Linked DNA regions of Mus musculus: region 2 is linked to region 1. A link is a loop called in an ENCODE intact Hi-C map of the cell type or tissue named here. Cell type or tissue: heart. All regions are shown on one strand.

Region 1 (5,000 bases):
GCTGAGAAGAACACTGCCCTTGTTGGATGAGTCTTGGCTCCCTGTCCTCAACCTAGCCCACCTAAACACTTGTGTGGCTATTTCCACCCACCACATTTGGTATTTTTATGTTGTTGCGGGGGGATTTGAACTCAGTCCCCAGTGCTTGCACAATAAACATTTTATCCACAGTCACCTCCCCCAGCACTGTACTTTAATAACTTTTCTGAGTAATTTTACTCAGGGTAATTGCAGTAGTGTATGCAGTGGTCCAGGGCCACCCATTACTTTGAAGTTCCTAAGTCTTCTAGTTCAAGCCCCTCGTGGCTCCACCTCTTGCCTCTCCTGCTCTTGGCTTCAGGTCAGAGGCTGAGCTCTCCTGGGCTTCCCCATTTCTACGTCCTTCCTTGCCCATTCTGGGTCAGCTTGCTGCTTCCCACTATGTCCCCTCCATGTTAGAGCTCAGCCTACCTCCACCCTGGTCCTGCTATGATCAACTCCACTGAGCCAATGATGCTAGTTCTTTGAGGCTGCTGCTACACCAGGCCATCCATCCTTCCACCTCCAATGGCCAGGATGGGCTGGGATCCCAGGCAGGGTTATTGAAAGGAGACCTTTAGTGGCTGAGGGTGCTAAGGACTATTGACCTCATCTGCATCTGAGTCTGCGTGTCTGTGAGTCTGTGAGTCTGTGACAGGGCTTTAGACTTCAGATCCTGGATCAGTGAGATCAGCAAGCTTTGTGAACAGGGCCGGGTTTCTTGCAGACCCCACCCACCCACAGCCACTCCCTCTGGGCCAACAGCCTCTTTGGAGGGCAGCACTTGGAATCTAGAAGCCAGGTTTGTACTGCGATTGCCTCTCTGCTCCCTCTCAGCCTTATTGTGCCTTGTCTGTGGCATGTGTACAGAAGACAGCTGGTAAAATGGTGTAGGAGCTAGTTCTGGGCTGCGCAAAATAAGCTGCAAGAACCCAGGGTGACAGAGCAGTAAATAGCTTGTGTGGCCATAAAGGACATTGGTGGTGAGTCTTAGTCTAGTCATTTCCTAGCCAGTTAGAACATAAAATCTTAGCTTTCCGTGTGCGTTCAGGCAGGCTGGCTGGCCATTAGATTCCAGGGATCCACCTGTCTGCACCTCCCCAGAGCTGGAATTACAGATAGGCACTGCTTGGCTTGCCATGTGCCTTCTACGGGGATCGAACTTGGGTCACTATGCTTGGGAAGCAAGCACTTTACTGACTGAGCCTTCTCTCTAATCCTGTCTCTCTTCTGCCTGTTTGAAACTGGGGCTTACTATGTAGCCCTGCCTGACCTCAAGCTTGCTCAGACTCTGCCTCTGCCTCCAGAATGCCAGGATTACAGACATGAGCCACCATGTGTGGCTAGTTTGTCTTCTTATTTACAAACCAGAAGCCAATAAATCCTACCTCCCAGGGGTTTGGGGGTGATCACCATGCACCCGTTGAGGATTCTCATGGGTCCAGGGGCTGTTGGAATCTGGTTAGTTCTCACCAGATAGTCACCACAACCCTATTTTACAGGTGAGAAAACTGAGGCACAGAGAACTTGCTTGGACCGCTGACCCTAAGTCACCCACTCAGAAAGTGAGAAGGCCAGAATAGAGCAGGTGATTTGAGCCAGCTAGCTAGCATAGTACCTGACACTCAGTGAGCCCCCATCTGAGAGCTGGCCTGCACCATCTGTCACTCCAAACGTCCATCTGCAGACACAGGCCTGCCAGTGGGGAGAGGCCAGGGAAGTCCAAGAGAGCAGAGAACCTTCTGGACCTTGGCAAGCCAGGCAAGAGACAAACAAGAATGAAAACATCTGCTATGACTATTTCCAACCGTAGCCACTGCGGGAAGAGGGGAAGGGTTATGAGGTGAGTGGGTCAGGGAGGCTTCCAGAAGCTTGCCACACAAAGGTGCCAGTCTTGCAGCAGTATGAGAATGTCTTGGCAAGAGAGACAGGCCCATAGAGGCGGAGCCCCAAAGGGGGAGCATGCGCAGTACGTACGTAAGGCAGGCAGCGGCTAAGAGATCCGCTAAGCCTTTGAATTTTCTTCTGTGAGCCATAAGAAGCCACTCGAGACTTTCAAGTTCAAGTTGGCATCTTACTTGAGCTAAGCGGGGAAAACAATATGATAATCCGACTCTCGGATTTTGAGTAGGACAGTTAGTTCCTCCGTGGACCCTCAACTGAGGCGAAGTAGCTCAAGGCCTTTGTCTCTCGGGTCATAGCTGCATGGGGTTTTGCTGTTGCTGTGACTGGGTCTCCGGTAGTCCATGCTGGCTTTGAATCCCTATACAGCCAAGGATTACCTGGAACTTCTGATCCTCTCGCCTCTACCTCCGTAGAGTGGGAATGGGCATACACTACACCACCACATCCATTCTACTTGGATCTCGGAGTTAAGCCCAGGGCTTCGTGAATGCTAGGCCTGTACGCTTGCCAACTAAGCTACACCGCACGAACCTTAACCTTTAAACTTACGGGGGCCTCTTTGCTTCCCTGCAGATGCAGGCTTCCTAGTGGGAGGCACCTGTGCCCACTCTGGCCCGGGCAGATCAGAAAATAGGTATCGGGCAGGAGTGTGGTAGATAGCCTGAGAAGGAGAGGTGTCGAGCCACTCTTCTCTCTGAGAGAAATGCGTACTTTACGTAAACTCAGACGGGGCCACACCAGGGAACCATCAAGGTGAATCCATTCCTGTGACTGTCCTGACCCTGGACCCCAGTTTCCTGAAGAGCAGTCTGTGAGGGCTGCCTCTGCGTGAGCTGTGACGTGTGCCTCTGGGCTTGAAAAAGAAAGAAATTTGAATTTACTGGAGAGAGATCACTCCAAGAGCAGGTTTGGGCTTAACAGAGAACCCCCTGACAGTTTCCAGGTAATGACGATTCTTTTTTTTTTTTTTTTAAGAGCCACCAAGATGGCTCAGCAGGGAAAGAAGCCTGCACCAAGCCTGACAACCTGCATTCAATTAGTGAGACTCACACGGTAGAAGGAAAAACCTACTCCTGAAAGTTGTCTTTTGAGCACCTGTCTTGGAAAGGGCTGGGCTGCAGCCTGTCTGCAACTTAGAGCAGTGCAGCCATCCCCCTCTGCTGGTGAAATTGGGGTAGCACAGGCTCCTTGTTGCAATGGTGACCTCCCCTGAGTGTGTGCCCTCTGTCAATCAGGGGACTGCCCTGCCCCTCCTGTGACCAGGTGCTACAGACTGTCAGTTCTGCTAGCACCCACCTGGGAAGTAATAAGAGCACTTAAGAGGCAGAGGCAGGAGGATCTCATGTTCAAGGCCAGCCTGGGAGAGAGGGGCTAGGAAGATAGCGTGGGAGGTAAAGAGCTTGCTGTACTACTATGAGGACCCGAGTTTGCTACCTCGGCATCTGTGTAAGACTAGAGGTGAAAGCGTGGTCTGTAATGCTAGTACCCCTACAGCAGGCAGGAGAATCCCTGGAAGCCTGCAGGTGGGCTAGCCTCGATTTCACACTGAAGAACAAGAAGGGGCTGGAGAGATGCCTTGGTGGTTAAAATGGAGAGATAGCCCAGCGGTTAAGAATATGTGCTGCTTTTGCAAAGCAACTGCGTTTGGTTCCCAACACTTGCAACCACTATGTCTCCAACTTCAGGGCATCTGACACACTTTTCTGGCCTCCACAGGCACCCGAGTAAAAAATAAATCTTATAGCAAACAAAAAGGCACTGGGTGTTGTGGCACATGCTCTCCAAGCAAGTGCGTCTCTGCGAGCGCCGAGACGAGCGCCAAGACGTCCTGTGGTGGTTTGAATGAGATAGCCAGAGCAAGTCTTGAGCATTTAAATTATTTGATCTCCAGTTGGTGGCTGTCTGGGGAGGCTTAGGAGACATGGGCTTGCTAGAGGAAGTATGCCGCTGAGGACAGGCTTTGAGGCTTTAAAAGACTCTCGGCTTTTGCCACTTCCAGTTCTCTCTGCCTCCTGCTTTGAGGAGACAGTGAGCTCTCAGCTGTCCCTGGTGCCATGCCTTGGCTCCACCATCATGAATGCTAACCTTCTAAAGCTGAAAGCCCATTTAAGTTGCTCTCTTTTATAAGTTGCCTTGGTCATAGTGGTTTTCCCACAGCAATAGAAACCAATATACATAGCAAGACCTTGTCTAAAACAACAAACAAAAGGGGAGTCCCTGCCTCAAACAACATGGAAGGTGGAGACCTCCAACCTCCACACACGCACTGTGGCACGCATACACCGCCTCTCAAGCTCGCGCCTCCCATTGTGCCTGCCTTAGCAGCAGGGCAGAGAGCTTAAAGAATAGGTCCCGGTGCTCGGGTTTCTGGCATCAGCTGACTAGAGTCCTTTTTACAAGGTTAGGCGTGGAGGCGAACCTGCCCCTCCCATTCGATCTAGTCTGCCCCAGGCTGAAATGCTGTATTGCTCTTAGTTCTCTGAGCCGTGCTGTAATTGGGAAATAGAGCAGAAGATAATGTGGAGAAGGCAGGCATCCTGGCAGGACGCTGCTGGTCTAGCAGGGCCTGGGGAATGTGTATCCCTCCCCCCCTGCAGCATCTTCCGAATCCTTCTTCTGTCACTGTTTCTAGATTCTATCAGCCAGTCTTGGACCTCTGTGCCCTTCACCCTTCCATGGGGAGGCCACTAGACCTCCATCACTTCCACGAGCTCCTTCCCGACAGAGCAGAGTTTCCAGGGATCTGGAAGGACCTGGGGACTTGGAGGAAGTGAAGTCCCAGGTTCTAGTCTTAGCTCCACCATTTCCTTACAATGTGACCTTGAGCAGATCCCCTCACCCTTTGGAGCCTCAGTTCTTCTATCCCTAAAGTTAGGGAGATGACACCTCCCTCAAGGGGATGATTAGACCAAATAAGGTGTGTAAGCTTGTTTGCAAACCTTACATGCAAGATGGCTGGTGGGGTAATGAAGTTATGTTCTCCAAGCACCTTGACTTTGAACTCTGCCTCTCTCCTGTGACCTTGGGCAAGTCCTGTGTAAAACAGCAAAGGGGGGGGGGAGGTAGAAAGAAGGCTC
Region 2 (5,000 bases), 310 kb before region 1:
ATGAGAGAGAGATGAGAGAGAGATGAGAGAGAGATGAGAGAGAGAAAGAGGAGAGGGTAGAGGATAGAGGGGTGAGGAGAGAGGAGAGAGAGAAAGAAAAGGAGACAGGAGGCTGGAGAGATGGTGTGCGTACTGCCTAGGACCCGCTTTGGGCAGGTCATAGGCACTTGTATCTCCAGCTCCAGGGCATCTGATACCCTCTTCTAACTTCTGCAAGCACCTTCCCACATGTGTGTACACACACACACATTTTTAAACAATAAAATAAATGTTTTTTAAAAAGAAAATAAATAGCTGGGCGTGGTGGCACACGCCTTTAATCCCAACACTTGAGAGGCAGAGGCAGGCAGATTTCTGAGTTCGAGGCCAGCCTGGTCTACAAAGTGAGGTCCAGGACAGCCAGGGCTACAGAGAAACCCTGTCTTGAAAAACCAAAAAAAACAAAAAACAAAAAACAACAACAAAACAAAACAAAACAAACAAACAACAAAAAAACAAAAAACAAACAAACAAACAAAAAACCATAGTTCAGCCTGGGTTATTTCTGTTCCTCTTCAGACTTTTTTCTTTCCAAATGAAGGATGACCTCGGTGCTGTGGGACCCACTCGTGACCCCGTGAACGTGCCCCACCAGGTGGCCTTCACTATGCTCTCGACCTCGCTCTCACTTCTGTCTTCCTCTGCACTCCAGGTTCTGGATCATCCAGCTGTTCACCTGACTGTGACCCCCTCACCTCCAGACCTGTTTCCACCACGGCTTCCTTAGCAGCCCGTGGTGACACTCTTTATGCCAGCTTGCCATCCTTTTACATCCAATGGCGCCCATCAGCAAACCATCTCATTCTACTCCAGAAACCCCTAGAACGTGGCCAGCCCTCCTGCCTCCTGGCTCTGGTCCTGTCATCTTTTGCTGGAGTCTGCATCAGCCTCCCTACCTCAGTCTCACCCCCACCGCCTGTCCTCAGCTTGCAGTATGAGGAACACTTTCCCTCGGATGACAGAGCGGCGGTCCCTGCTCAGAACATCACATCTTCTCATGGCATTTGGAGGGCAGTGGTCCTTCTCGCCTTGCTGACCGCATCCGCTGCCCCTCACTCTGCTCCCGCTTTCCGTGCTACCACGGGGCTGTTCTCTCTGCCCTTGAGTGACCGACTCCCCCAGATACCTACACGTGCTCCCCAACCTCCCTGTGTGGAACTCAACTGAGCAAACTGTGTTCACTCCATCTGAATTTCACTCTTGAGTGCGGATTTCTTTCTGGGAAAGAAGCCAGAAAACAAAACAGAACACTGCCAGGGGTGGCCTGAGTTGAGTGGGGCTTCTCAGCTTGGCCCCCTGCTCTGTCTCCAGAGCATGGAGTGAGGCAGAAACAGCCACAGCAGCTAGCTGGGTGGTGGACCATTCACATTACTCCCTAGGCAACTCTGGGCAGGTCACTACTCAGGCCTCACCTCACACAGTCTCAGCTTTCCCTCTGAGACAGAGGCAGGGGTTAAGCCTTCGAGGTGTGCGGTGGGTCTGCTTGCGTGTGCACAGGGCTCAACCCTTCCATGGTTTCTGCTTCATCCCCAAAGGCTGGGTGGGCCTTTGTGCTGCCTTCCTTGCCCACTGACCTAGCCATGCTGGGCACTATATAACCTACTACAAGTGACACGCTCAGTACAATAGGATTTTTTTTTTTTTGAGGGCATCTTGGGCTAGGAAGAAAGTTCACCTAAGAGATAACCAGGTGGTGGTGGTGGCGCATGCCTTTATTCCCAGCACTGGGGAGACAGAGGCAGGAGGATCCCTGAGTTTGAGACCATCCTGGTCTACAGAGTGAGTTCTGGGACAGCCAAGGCTATACAGAAACCCTGTCTCAAAAACTAGAAAACTAAACAAAACAGAGATACTCATGGGGGGGGGGGAGGGATGGTTAACGGGGGAGGGGCTTCCTGACACTTGACACATCTTTGAAGAATTACTACCCAGGGCCATCTCCAGAAACGGCTCCCTGGCCACTCTGTCCATCTGCTTCCCTCAGCATGGCCGCACTTCCTGACTTCTCCCATGCTTGGTTACTACTGTGTTCAACTGCTTATGAATCTGCCGCCCAGGCTGGGGGCTGGGGAAAGGGATGGACCCCCATCCCATGCAGAATGAAGAAACACATGGTTGAAAGGAGGTAGCTGGTGCCCTTTCCCTCAGAGGGGCAGAGGTGTCAGGAGATTCAAGGCTTAGGCTGGGGCCCCAGGGTGGGACAGACCACCAGGATGTGGGGCTAACCCTCAGTTACCACAGTTCTTAGGAGAATCCCTGAGAACTGCTTCTGGGCCTTGACCCGTGATGTTCTATGCCTGGAAGGGTGCAATTACCGAAACAGCCTGATGGTGTCCCTTTGCCAAGCCTGCCTTTTTCCCCTCTTCTCCTTTATGCCTGTTTGTTTAACCCAGCATCTCCTGAGGTGTATAGGTGAGTGGCCAGAGCCTACAGCTCAACCAGCACTTCTGAGATATGAACAGTAGGGGGCAGCAAAGCCCTACTCCCAGCTGCCCCGTTTACACAAGCCCTAATTGTTCTCTAAGACCCGACTTGTTTAGGACAGTAGCTATCTCTCAAAGCCTCACCTCTTTTTCTCTGTCTGGAAGTCAAGGTAATGCTGGCCTATGTGGTTTTGTCTAGTTAAAAAAGAGCCCAGCACGGAGCCCTCTAAATCCTGCCCTCACCCTTACCACACCCATTGCTGCTTGCACTCCTTTAGAGCTGAGTCTCTAGGCAAGGGAGGGATGCAAGTTCAGGCTCCACCAGCAAGCCCAAGACAACTTCACTGTGGGGCAGCCAATCAGGGAGCCACCCTTTAGGTTCATGGGTGTGGGTGTGTGGTCTCAGTATCCTCTGTGTGAAACTCTGTGAGACACACAGGCGTCTCTTTATTTTTTCCCACAGCACAGAGCCTAGCACGCTGAGGTACCACGCCAATGCTTGAGTCTGGTCTCTTGCCAGTCTGCTCTGCGTGTGTGTGTGTGTGTGTGGTGTGTATATGTATGTGTGTGTGTTTGCACGAGTGCTTTTTTTTTTTTTCTTTTGATAGTCTTTCACTGACCTGGAGCTAGGCTAGCTAGTGAAAAAGACCAAGGATTTGTCTTCATTTCCTGAATGCTAGGATTACATCCTAGCATTTCCTGAATGCTACACCTGTCGTCCCCCCCCATTCCCCCCCTCCCGGTTTTGGACTCCCTGGAGCTCACCTGGCGGCTAGGGTCTTCCTCTCGGAAGATGAAGGGGCTGTGGAACTGCCTCTGCAAGGCGGCGTTGACTGTGATCTTCAGAGACCTGTACTTGAGCTGTAAGACCAGGGCCTTCTTCAGAGCCGGCTCTGGGAGCCTCTGTTCCCTCTCAGGCAGCCCCAGGTTGGAGACTCCCCCCACAGCCACCTCCTCCCTTCCTTCCAGTCCTGCTGAGGGTCTAACTTACTGCTTTCAGAGATGTCAGCCACAGGTTTCCCACCAGGTAGAAGCTGGTCTCCTGGCTGGGGGCCAGCCTCAGGTTGCAGATGATGGAGACCACGTCGGAGTTGCTGTGATTCTGGAAGAGAGTTGTCGGGATGGGCGGGGGCTGGAGGCCAGTGGCCTAGAATGTGAGCTTGGGCCATCAGACAGGCCTGAGGCTGGACCAACTGGGAAAGGGAAGCCGACCCGAGGCTGGACCATCTGGGAAGCAGATGGCTGGGACAAGGATAGAGGTATGTGGGGACACGAGGGACACCGAGAATACAAAGCAAGGAGGCCAGATTTGAAGTTGTGTATAACGACCAGTGTCCCAGGATCAGAACCTCCACTCAACACTGAGGACTTGGAAATCACCATATAAACAAGCTAAACGATAACTAAATGACAGTGCAGTAAGTCACAATAGATAGAGAAAAGTATTGCAGGCAATCAAACTTCCGGAGAGTGTCCCAATCAATCAATCAATCAATCATGTGTACACACATGCACATACCCAGAGCAAGTGTCATATTCAGGATCAAGACAATTCCAACCTCTCTCTCTCACACACACACACACACCTGCCATCAATTCTGTTTCTACTGCCCTGGTGGCCAGAGCCAGGGTAACATGTCAGGAAAAACAACTTGTTTTGGAGTGTTTGGAAAAAGTGGCAGAGACAGATGGAAAAGTGCATAAATCTTCATCTTGGAGCATCTGAACTTTATTAAGGTAAAATTATTTTTGAGGTAGTCTTGTGCCCTCCCAACTCTACCCAAATCATGGGTGAAGTGCAGCAGGTTTCAAAATACTGTGTGGGGCTGCCAGGATTGCTCAGTGGGCAAAGGTACTTGTAACCCGGATGCCACCAAGTCTGATGACCTGAGTTTGAACCCTGAGAACTCAGATGATGGAAGAAGTAACTCCTGCAAGTTGACCTCTGACCTCCACATGGCTGCCATAGCACCTGCACACACACACACACACACACACACACACACACACACAAGAATGCATGTGAAAAAATTTTAAGTGCTTCATGTTTGTTTGGAGAAATGAGAGCTGACTCACTGAACAAAGCTGCTGGGCACACGTAGGAATTCAAAACGTTTCTTTTTCTCTCCCTCCCCCTCCCCCATGCACAGGCTATGCCTGTTTTGTCCAGCTGATCCTCCTGGCTGAGCCTACCCAGTACATACTGTTTATGTGGTGTTAGGGATCGGACCCAGGACTCCATGTATCACATTTCGCTTAATAAATTATTTTTTAAGTGTTTTTTTTTATACTGGGCAGTGGTGGTGCACACTTTTTAATACCAGCACTCTGAAGGCAGAGGCAGGCAGATCTCTGTGAGTTCGAGGCCAGCCTGGTCTATAGAGTGAGTTCCAGGACAGCTTGAGCTATCCAGTGAGACCCTGTCTCAAAAAATGTTTTTCACTAAGCATATATTATCTATACATTACATTGGGTCTCATTGTGACCTGTACATGCATGTGTATATTATATTTGGGTCATATTCATTACCCTCTCCTG

The links. Hi-C counts contacts between places; a loop is a spot of excess contacts. Peaks named below come from ENCODE experiments on the same cell type or tissue, not always from the same donor. Only the 100,000 strongest peaks of a DNase experiment are listed, where the experiment ranks them.
Region 2: it touches region 1 in a loop (2.1-fold over the local background); 9 of 42 quality-filtered maps call a loop at or near these places.

The regions. Positions count from the first base shown.
Region 1 is chr9:62,468,683-62,473,682 of GRCm38, reverse strand. All of the region lies in intron 2 of Coro2b (coronin, actin binding protein, 2B), which reads left to right. Among named protein-coding and RNA genes, the nearest start is that of Gm40523, 56 kb to the right of the region's middle. In heart, a CTCF peak has its summit at 3,088 (motif pointing left); DNase peaks (open chromatin) are centred at 1,742 and 3,092; H3K27ac peaks cover 518 bases.
Region 2 is chr9:62,775,177-62,780,176 of GRCm38, reverse strand. It overlaps Itga11 (integrin alpha 11), which reads right to left. Exons shown (of 30, transcript NM_176922.5): 27 at 3,454-3,564; 28 at 3,228-3,323. Among named protein-coding and RNA genes, the nearest start is that of Fem1b, 34 kb to the left of the region's middle. In heart, a CTCF peak has its summit at 2,500 (motif pointing right); a DNase peak (open chromatin) is centred at 2,466; H3K27ac peaks cover 268 bases.